Regions from separate parts of the Homo sapiens genome. Here region 1 is linked to region 2. The links are chromatin contacts, found by Hi-C or POLR2A ChIA-PET in ENCODE. All regions are on one chromosome and are shown on one strand. The core of a region is the stretch at or near the end of the contact, and the rest is flanking DNA. Distances in the headings are between cores, read along the strand shown.

The links. A loop is a pair of places that touch in the nucleus more often than their neighbours do. ChIA-PET counts read pairs that join two places held with the same protein, here RNA polymerase II (POLR2A). Pooled maps may share reads with other maps.
Region 1: a pooled map shows a loop between it and region 2 (2.4-fold over the local background). The contact joins two enhancer-like sites. A Hi-C loop is called at or near these places in 1 of 37 single-sample maps with no recorded cell type and 6 of 50 pooled maps. POLR2A ChIA-PET finds 5 or more read pairs at or near these places in 5 of 52 experiments (Caco-2, K562, OCI-LY7 and 2 more).

The regions. Positions count from the first base shown.
Region 1 is chr16:27,445,243-27,450,787 of GRCh38, reverse strand. It overlaps IL21R (interleukin 21 receptor), which reads right to left. Exons shown (of 9, transcript NM_181078.3): 7 at 5,512-5,545; 8 at 4,700-4,781; 9 at 1-2,254. The coding sequence ends at 1,505. IL21R-AS1 (IL21R antisense RNA 1) reads left to right here. Exons shown (of 3, transcript NR_037158.1): 3 at 982-3,119. LOC124903668 (a long non-coding RNA gene) reads left to right here and starts at 5,453. Exons shown (of 2, transcript XR_007065031.1): 1 at 5,453-5,545. RefSeq lists enhancers at 23-172, 513-562, 583-742, 403-1,280, 1,543-1,782 and 1 more. Within about 2 kb of position 1,312, at least 2 of the 41 ENCODE cell types and tissues checked have a DNase peak (open chromatin) inside an H3K27ac peak, as active enhancers do.
Region 2 is chr16:27,282,926-27,288,003 of GRCh38, reverse strand. NSMCE1-DT (NSMCE1 divergent transcript) reads right to left here. Exons shown (of 5, transcript NR_037184.1): 3 at 1,260-1,342. Among named protein-coding and RNA genes, the nearest start is that of NSMCE1, 17 kb to the right of the region's middle. Within about 2 kb of position 1,997, at least 12 of the 41 ENCODE cell types and tissues checked have a DNase peak (open chromatin) inside an H3K27ac peak, as active enhancers do.

The DNA of each region.
Region 1 (5,545 bases), core at 63-2,562, 160 kb before region 2:
GGGCCAGGGTGGCCCCAGCTCTACTAAAAATACAAAAATTAGCCAGGCGTGGTGGTGTGTGCCTGTAATTCCAGCTACTCTGGGGCTGACGCAGGAAATCGCTTGAACCCGGGAGACAGAGGTTGCAGAGAGCCGAGATCGCACCACTGCATTCCAGCCTGGGCGACGAGAGTGAGACTCTGTCTCAAAAGAAAAAAAAAAAAAAGAAAAAGAAAATGTTGCTAAGAAATATTTTCTTAGCTTCTTAATTCACATTTCAACAGGTTCTCTGACAAATCATTGACAAACAACTTGACCTCCCTTCAATTCTCCAGGATGAACAAATAAGACAGGATTTATTGGCAGGATTGAATTGGGGCAGGGTAGGGGGCCCAGCAGGATGTGTGGCCGGAGCACACTGCATAGTTCCAACCTGCAGCCCCCTCCATGAGTGCCACGGGGGGTGGGTCCCATGAGCCATGGCCTGCTACGTAATTGGTGTTTAATAAATATCTCTTGGGTGCATAAAGGGAATTTTTAAAAACTTAGTAGCAGAAGTTAGAAAAAGAAATCTTGGTTGGTGGGGAGCTGTTTCCAAGAGACGAAACGGACTGATTTTAAGCCTGGAAACCCCCCCGAGTGGCCCTCTGCAGGCGGGACGGCCCCGCGGGTGCCCAGGCTGTCGCTGACGATTGATGTTCTCACCCCCGCCCGCCTCGGCTCTGGCCGCAGAAGGAAGGAAGCTGACGTTTATTGAGGGTCTGCTCTGGGCTGCGTACCGTACACGGGTGACATCGCCAATTTCCCCCAGGTGTGTCATGCCTTCCCCACTGTCTGGATAAGGAAACTCTAGCCCAGAGAGGGGAGGCGACTTGGCTCAGGTAGCACAGCCAGAAGGTATCAGAGTCGGGATTCAGACCTTCGTCCAGGGGCCGCCCAAAAAATTGCCATTCCCGAGGTCACCATGGGCTCACTCCATCCCCTTTCGCTTCCTGTTGGCAGGTGATAAGGAACAATATGGACTTCTTGCAGCTCCTGGAGGCAGACGCTGGAGGGCTGGGCTCCGCCTCAGTCACAGGCAATGCCCTGATCCCACAAAGCCCCGGAGATGCTGTGGACCAACTTGCAACACAAGACCCTAGGAGGGAGGACGGCTGTTGTCATCTGTTGACCACAAACACGTTTACTGTGCACACTTGTGCACATGGGTGAGCTCCGTGAGTCCAGACATGCACAGGGCAGGTGAATGCATGGAGTACCATGGGCATTATCCCAGGCCCACAGGCACGTGCAATCACACACACACGTGGACATGCCACTGCGCACCTAAGACACACACACACACACACATGCATATGCACACACACACATATGCACACACACACACAGACACTGTAAACATCAGGCTCAAAGGCCCATCCAGGAGACCAAAGGCTGCAGGTGTCTTCACATCACAGCCCAGGTGACCTTGTCTCTGGCTCAGGGCCCAGTGGCCTGGCCAGCTCTGGACATCCAGTCAGCCTCATTAGCTGGCCTGGGGTCCAGGGCTCGAAAGTGGCGGAGGAATGACCACCCACTGGCGGAGGTAGCTCCGGGGGGGTCCTTCGTCCCCGGGGCTGGTGAAGTCACACTCCACAGGGCTGCTGCAGTCAGAGCCCACAAAGCCACTGTCAAACGTGTCCATATCCAGGCCGGCCAGGGGTGAGCCCGCCTCACTCTCTGAGACCCCTCCAGGTGACCGGCCACCCCAGGGCAGTCCCCCAGCCCAGTCCTCCCCATCTGCAAGGGGTGGCTTTAGTCTGTCCAGGAGGCTTCCCAGGGGCCCTCCTAGCCCAGGGCTGCCAGCTGAGACACAGCCACAGGACAGGACTGTGGTCCCTGCATCCAAGAGTGGGTCCTCTAGGCCTGGGCTGGGCTCCAGGCCAGCATCCAGGTCCAGGGCTGGGTAGCCGTCATCCTCACAGCTGCAGGGCCAGGTGCATGGCCCCTCTGCATCTAGCACAGTCACTGTGTCAATGGACACCAGGCCGTATGGCCGATCCCTCTCCTCACTGTAAGCTGAGCCCCCCGAGTTCTGGGCTGTCGGCCAGAAGCTGGGCTTGGGCACACCGTCAGACTCCACCAGCTCTGCTGGTTCTTGTAGCTCCGTGAGCTGCAGCCTCTTGGCCGGGCTCCGTGGTGGGTGGCAGCTGTACACCTCCAGGGTGGAGGGCACCTCTGGGCTCCAGGGTCCCAGCTCCAGGCTGGAGCCAGTGAAGGGTGCACCCACCCATTTCTGTGAGAGAGAAAAAGAGAGAGTCATAGCACAGGATGAGGGTAAGGTGAGGGTTTATTTTTCTTTTACTTTTATTCTTTTGAGACAGTCTGGCTCTGCTGCCCAGGCTGGAATGCAGTGGTGCCATCTCGGTTCACTGCAACCTCTGCCTCCCAGGATCAAGTGATTCTCCTGCCTCAGCCTCCCAAGTAGCTGGGACTACAGGCGCCTGTCACCACACCCGGCTAATTTTTGTATTTTTAGTAGAGACGTGGTTTCACCATGTTGGCCAGACTGATCTTGAACTCCTGACGTCAGGTGATCCACCCGCCTCAGCCTCCCAAAGTGTTGGGATTACAGGCGTGAGTCACTGTGCCCAGCCAAGGTGAGGGTTTAAACAGACAGAAAGACAGACACAGACACAGAGACAAGACAAAGAGACATCAAGAGAGACAGACAGAGACATGAAGATAGACAAAGACACCGAGAGACAGAGAGAGAGAGAGGAATCAGGACCACAATGTGCTCCCACCCTAGTGGATCCCCCTCCTACTCTGGGCCTCAGTTTCCCTACTTGTAGAAGGGAGTTGCTACCCTTAGTAGTGTGACCAGTCAGACAACTGGTGGCCCCATAGTCCAGGCAGGGACCAAGATTCCTGAGTCAAGGAGACATGGGGGCAGGAGGGCCTGAGGTCTGAGGTACCCCTGAGCCATCTCCTGCTTTCCCGCCTCCTTGATGCTTCTTGAAACCTAGCACTCTCCTGGTTTATGTGTCCCCACCAGACAGACACTTGGCCCCCGGACATAAGTCTTGTCTCTTCTGTCCATGGCTGTAGCCCCAGTGCCTAGCACAAAGTAGGTGCTCAATAAATGTTTATTAACGAAATGAATGGGTGGAGTGGATCAATGAAAAGCCACTTGGAAAGGCCTTTGTACACTTTGAGGATAAAGGATGTGGGTGATGCTGGCTGAGGCGGTGGCCCTTAAACTTGAAGGACCCTCCCCTTCCCTCCCCTGCCAGGACTCCCACTCACGACACCAGAATCCTCATGCAATTGGCAAGGAAAATCCCCAGGAATGGGTATCTCCCTGTTTTGAGCTCATCTTCCTCAAAAACTCATCTCAGAACTGTGATGTGGCCACCACCACTGATTCAAAGTCGCTTCTCAGCTGTGTGCCCTTAAGCCAATTACTTACCCTCTCGGTGCCTCAGTTTCCTCATCTGTAAAATGGACCTAATAATAGCACCCACCCGTAGGGCCGTCGTGAGGATTAAATGAGTCACTGTTTGTGATGCTCCTAGGGGACTGCCTGGTATATAGCAAGTGCTATATGAGTATTGGTAAAAATCAACCCAAAATCAATGTGATATTTGAGCTTTAGGGAAGAGGAAAGGGTGGGTCTTATGTGGGTTGGGGTCCATGTTCCTCCCTGCCCACTCTTTGGCCTCCTCATGGGTGCCCTGGGGGCAGTGGAACATCCACTCTGCAGGGGCTGCTGTGAATATGAGAATGAGTGAGGCAGGAAGGGTGTCCAGCGCAGCACCAGGCAGACAGCAGGAGCTCAATCAATGGTCTAGGTCTACACTGTCTGACTTTCAGGCTGGGCTGCAGCAGGTGGGGCTGGCCCTCCCACCTCTGTCACCACATCCTCTCTGTGGCAGCCACTCCCACTGCTGCAGGGTGGGTGACACGGCTGTAAATGGGCACAGACAACCTGTGGGTGCTGGCGGGTGGTGGTGAGTTGGAGGCTTGGCAAATGTTAGTGTGTTTTGCCCCGTGGGCCAGGCTCTTTCCAGAACCTATTCCCTCTCCAACCCAGATTAAGGACACCTAAGAAAGGACCAGTGGGGCAATCTGTGACTCAGGAGACCACCAGCCTCACCCCCTATCCCAGTCTGGTTCCTTGGGCTGGGCCAATGCTGCATTATTTTGTTTACTTTTTCTTTTTGATTTTTTTTTTTTTAAGATATAGTCTCTGTCTGTTGGCCAGGCTGGAGGGCAGTGGTGTGATCATAGCTCACGGCAGCCTCTGAACGATCGTCCTGCCTCAGCCTCCCGAGTTGCTGGGACTACAGGCGTGCACCACCTCACTTGAATGATTTTTAAGTTTTTGGTAGAGATGGGGAGGCGGAGTGGTGGTGAGGGTCTCCCTATGTTGCCCAGGCTGTTTTTGAACTCCTGGCCTCAAGCAGTCCACTTGCTTTGGCCTCCCAAAGTGCTGGGATTGCAGATGTCAGCCACCACACCTGGTCAAATCTTGTTTAATTCTTCTGCCAATTCTGCACCACAAGAATGACTGTCTACACTTTGCACATGGGGAAACTGAGGCCTGGCTTGTGGCTTGGCTGAGACCTGGATGCTCTAGGCCTGTGGGGTGAGGCTGGGGAGCCTGGGGTGAGGGGAGGTGGGGCTCCTGAAGAGGAGGAGGGGCTCCGAGGAGCTCATCACAGGGTCGGGAGCTCACCTTGAAGTCTCCGCTGCAGCCCTTGTACAGGGGCATGAAGAACCGCTCAGGGCTGGGGACGGCCCATATCTTCTTCCATAGCCTGAGGGGGCAGAGAGGGGTGAGGACCCTGACATCACCAGAGGGCAGCCTGGCCTCCCATTCGGACGCTCCCCAGCTTCATCCTACAGGAGCTTCCGAGCATCCCAAGACTCAGCCCAGGCGCCTCCCTCCTTCCCTGGGGCTTGGTTTCCCCTTCTGTAAAATGGGAGAAGTAAGTCTCCCTCACAGGCTCCTGAAGGGATATCGTGGTTATGTTCTTGGCTGCCTGTTGCGTGCTGGGCAAATGTTGCCCCTTCTGAGCCTCAACTTCTTTATCTGCAACCAGGGGTGCGCAGAGAGGCCATTTCAGAGGTGTGGACTATTACAGCCACCTCTTCACCACCACCTAGTGGCCCCTTAAGCCCATTAAGCCTCAAAGCTTAAAATCCACTGGACAAGATCACAGCTGAGGTCCCTGTTTAAGGGCACAGATTTTCAATCCCAATTTCTCCACCTTGGAGCTGTGTGACTTTGTCCTTGACATCTCCTTGCCTCAGTTTCTCCATTTGTAAAATAAGGGCAACTGCAGTGTCTCAAGCTCATAGGGCAGCCATGGGGGTGAAGGGAGTGCCCTCCACAGTGTCCAGCACATGGTGGCTGTGAGTTGGTTATTATCCCATCATCATCATTGTTACCATGATGACAGTCATGTTTTCCAACCCTGCATGTATCATACAGGGGCAGTGGCCCAGGCTGACCACCTCCCTGCCTTCCTCATCCCCTGGCCTCACCTCCACAATGGATGGGTCTTCAGGCTCCAGAAGG
Region 2 (5,078 bases), core at 748-3,247:
AGACAGTCACAGCAGCCATGGGCTGTGCACTCTGCTTCTTTTTTTATTTCCCAGCTTTTAGGTTTTGGGGGTACCTGTTCAGGCTTGTCACATGGGTAAATGGTGCGTCGCTGAGGTTTGGGGTACAAATGACCCCATCACCCAGGTACTGAGCATAGTACCCAATAGGAAGCGTATCAACTCTTGCCCCCTCCTACCATCCTCCCTCTAGAAGTCCCTCGTGTCTATCGTTCCCATGTTAATGACCATGCATGTTCAATGTTTAGCTCCCACTTATAAGCGAGAACATGCAGTATTTGGTTTTCTGTCCCTGTGTTAATTCACTGAGGATAACAGTCTCCAGCTGCAACCATGTTGCTTCAAAGGACATGATCTCATTCTTTTTTATGGCTGCATAGTATTCCACGCAGTACCCTCCACTTCTGTGTTCATTTTCACATCTGGCTTATTTCCCACTCCTTGCTGCTTCTGCCCTGGTCCAGCCCCACCCTCCTCTCACCTGAAGTAAAGCTATATCCTCCAAGCTGCTTTCCCTGTTTTTTGTTGCTTGTGACATCCTCTGTATGTCGCCTACTGTGAGGCGAAAGCAACTCCATTTTGGATGCAGATCCACCATGTTGACTTAAGATTCACCACAGTTGCAGGAATGCCTCTAAGATTTCTACTTACTGCAAAGCCTGCCCTTAGGTCAAAACAACCTTGATGTTATTGTAAACACATGCTAATCATAAATCCTGCCCTTAGGCAATTTCCCTATGGTATATAAGCCCTGGTCTTGGGGCTGGGAGGTAGCAGCACAGGGGACTACTATTTCTCAACCATTGGATACGTGGCTTCTCTTCACAAGTCCCAGTTAAATGCTTCTTTCTAGGAAGCCACGGCTCCAGCCTATAATCCCAACACTTTGGGGGACTATGGTTGGAGGATCACTTGAACCCAGGGCTTTGAGGCCAACATGGACAACATAGTGAGGCCGTTTCTACAAAACATTAAAAAAAAATTAGCCAGGTGTGGTGTGTGACTTGTAGTCCCAGCTACTCGGGAGGCTGAAGTGGGAGGACTGCTTGAGCCCAGGAGGTTAAAACTGTAGTGAGTTCTGATCACATCACTTCACTCTAGCCTGGGTGACAGAGTAAGCCCCTGTCTCTAAAAACAACAATGACAACAACAACAAAAATTTGTCTCTGAAAAACTGGGTTTGTCAGCCTCTTTCTTCAACCTCTCAGCTTCCTCGGCCTTTGGGGTAGGTTTGTACTGACCTCCCACTGTGTATCACTGGCCAGTTATCGTCGCACTTCTTCTTCCCTCCTGATTAATTCAGGCTGCAATGGCCCACACATGCCTGGAGAATGAATCAGGGTTGACTTAGGCCAGAAATAACAATCCCACTTCCCTTTCACGGATTCTGACTTGCCCAGGCTTCCTTGCAGTAAGAGGTGCTGATGTGATTCAGTTTTTGCCAACAAGATCCACAGGGGAAATCTGGGAAGAGGCCCATGAAGAGAAAGACCTCCTGCCCTACCTCTTTCCTGGCACCATCATTTTCATCTGTGGCACTGAACACCTGTAAGGCCTAGCTCCAGACTTACCTTTCCTCCAACATGACCCACTTATGTTGCCAGTCACTTCTTACCTACCTTATGCTGGAGCTGGGGGTAGGGGCTTGGGAATTCAGGTCAGTTACATCATGCATCATAGTTGGTCTCCAAAGATGGCCCCAAATGAAGCCACCTCCCAGTGTTCGTGTTCTTATGCAGCCCTCTCCACTCTGAATCTGCACTGGTCCTCTGAAATATGTTAACTCACAGAATAAAAAGATAATGATGCTGTGCTAGTCTGGGCCCAAGCCTGAGGAAGAACAAGATATTCTGATGTTATCCTCTCCGGAGCCCTGAGCCAGCACACAAGAAACCCAACTGCCCTGAGACTGCCACGTTTTGAGGAAATGTAAGCTGACCACAAGGAGAGGCCACGTGGAGGAGAACTGAGACTCTCAGCCAACATGGAGGACCAGGCTCCAATCTCATGATGTAGTATGAGCCATTCCAACCAGCCTCCACCCATTTGCGTCCCCTGAGTTGACACCACGGGAAGGAAAGATAAGCTGGGTAAGTTGGGGTGAAAATGTAACTGCAAATCATATCCTCTGTTCAATCTCAATAGCCTTCTCATTTTTTTTTTTTTTTTTGAGACAGGGTTTCACTCTGTTGCCCAGGCTGGAGTGTGGTGGCAAAATCATGACACACTGCAGCCACAGCCTCCCAAGGCTCAGGTAATCCTCCCACGTCAGCCTCCTGAGTAGCTAGGACTATAGGCATGCACCACCATGCCTGGCTAATTTTTAAATTTTTTGTAGATACAGGATCTCCCTGTGTTGCACAGGCTGGTCTCAAACTCCTGGGCTCAAGGGATCCTCCCGCCTTGGCCTTCCACAGTGCTGGGACTACAGGTGTGAGCCGCTGCACCCAGCCAGCCTTCTCTTTCTTGCAAATGATTGCACTCTTCTGCAGCTTCACTTTGCTTACACGGGCCTCTCAGCCTGCATTACCTTTCCTCTGCATCAGTTATCCCATCCTCTAAAGCTAATCTGGAAAGCCCCCACTTCTATAAACCTTCCAGATGATGTCAACTCTGAAGAGTGGGTATTTGGACCAGCTCTGCAGCAAGTGTGTACTTTTGCTCACTATGCACCTACCCTCCCTCTCTTGTTGTAACAGCACCCCAGTTTTGTTTGGATGAACTCCCCCCACCACCTTTTAGTGCAACTCTGTCAATCAAGTTGTCCATTAACTTGTGTTTCAAGTGGGACGTAGAACCCGCCTGGGCCAATCAGTTGTTTCTCTCTCTCTCTCTCTCTCTCTCTGTCTCTCTCTCTCTCTCTCTGCTCTTACTCTTTCTCCAGTGCAAATCCTGAGAGGGTGACAGATAGCTGAAAATGGATGACAGCCTGACCAGACCTCCATAAGCTGCTGCTGGCAAGGTCTGCCAAGTTCTCTGGTCCACATTCAGTCCCAAATCTGAGGCTCCAGCATTTTCATTTGAGTCTACGAGCCACCCTGGAGCAGAGACAGTAATGCTCGCCAATGATTCCATTGTTCCCTTTCATTTCCCAGTGTTCTGGCATTTAGGGAAGATCTTGTGACTAGTTCTCACCAGAGATCCTAGAGTAGAAAGGACACATGTCACTTTCAGGCTGAGGCAGTAAAAACCCCCTGTGCAAACCCCCAGCCTCTTTCTTCCCCTGCCATGGTCACACCAACAAGGCTTCATGTTTCAGGGCTGCAGCCACCAGATGGTGGAACCTCCATTAGTCTGAGTGAAAGGAGGGCAGAGCCTACTGCTGATCCACATGTGGTAGATTCCACTACCTAGAAATAATAATTTTGAGAATGTTTGTTATAGCAGCATGACCTGGACTGTCCTGAATAATATACACCAATACCCTTCCTACCCTTCCAATAAACTTTTTTTGCTTAGATTATCACATCAGTTTCTTGTACCTAAACCAGCTTAACTGATAAACTAACAGCACTTAGTAGCAATTTCTTTTTCTTTCTTTCTTTTCTTTCTTTCTTCTTTCTCTTTCTTTCTTCTTTCTTTCTCTCTCTCTCTTTTCTTTTTTTTTTTGAGACAGGGTCTCACTCTGTCACCCAGGCTGAGTGTAGTGGTGCAATCTATGGCTCACTGTAGCCTTGAACTCTACAGTGGGCTCAAGCAATCCTCCCATTTCAGCCTCCCCAGTAGCTGGGACCACAGGCCTGTGAGCTCTGCAGCCTTGAACTCTGCAGATGGGCTCAAGCAATCCTCCCACCTCAGCCTCCCCAGTAGCTGGGACCACAGGCCTGTGAGCTCTGCAGCCTTGAACTCTGCAGATGGGCTCAAGCAATCCTCCCACCTCAGCCTCCCCAGTAGCTGGAACCACAGGCGTGTGCCACCACACGTTGCTAATTTTGGTATTTTTAGTAGACACGGGGTTTCACCATGTTGCCCAGGCTGATCTCAAACTCCTAGGGCTCAAGCGATCCTCCTGCCTCAGTCTCTCAAAGTGCTGGGATTACATGGGTGAGACATTCCACCTGGCCAGCAATTCCTTTGTTGATTACACTTACTAATGTGCATTTATCTTATTTTTTCTTGCCAGCTGAGAGCAACCTGACCTAAGGACTACGGAGATTCATCTTTGCATCTTACCACACTGCTGAGCACTTTCTTGATAAGATTTGTTAAGATGAATGTAAAAACTGAATGAAAATGAAATTTTTGTTTTGTTTTTAGAGACAAGGTCTCTCTTTGTCATCCAGGCTGGAGTGCAGTGGTGTGATCATAGCTCACTTCAGCCTTGAACTTCTAGACTCAAGCGATCCTCCCACCTTAGCCTCCCAGTAGGTGGGACTATAGGAATTGAATTCGTTTTTTAAATTCAATGTTTGCATTCATCCTATCAAATAGTATCAAGAGCCTTATAAGTATTCATCAGTGTGTACCACCACCAGACCTAGCTAATTTTTAAATTTTCCGTAGAGACGGGGTCTTGCTGTGTTGCCCAGGCTGGTCTCAAACTCCTAGCCTCAAGTGCGCCTCCCACCCCAGCCTCCCAAAGTACGGTGATTAAAGACATGAGCCACTACGCCTGGCTGAAAATGAAAAACGTGGTGAGTCAACCAGTTACTCTCTTTTCAACTGTGGTTTTCTAATCCATTTTCAAGTGAGGTTTCTTTTTTTCTTTTCTTTTTTTTTTTTTGAGACGGAGTCTCGCTCTGTAGCCCAGGCTGGAGTGCTGTGGCACAATCTTGGCTCACTGCAACCTCTGCCTCCTGGGTTCAAGCGATTCTCTTGCCTCAGCCTCCCGAGTAGCTGGGATTACAGGCATGTGACACCACGATCGGCTAATTTTTGTATTTTTAGCAGAGATGGAGTTTTGCCGTGTTGGCCAGGCTAGTCTCGAACTCCTGACCTCAGGTTATCTGCCCACCTCGGCCTCCCAAAGTGCTGGGATTACAGGCATGAGCCACCATGCCTGGTCTCAAGTGAGTTTTAATTAAAAGAGATTTAAAAATATGATTGCATCTCTATTTTTA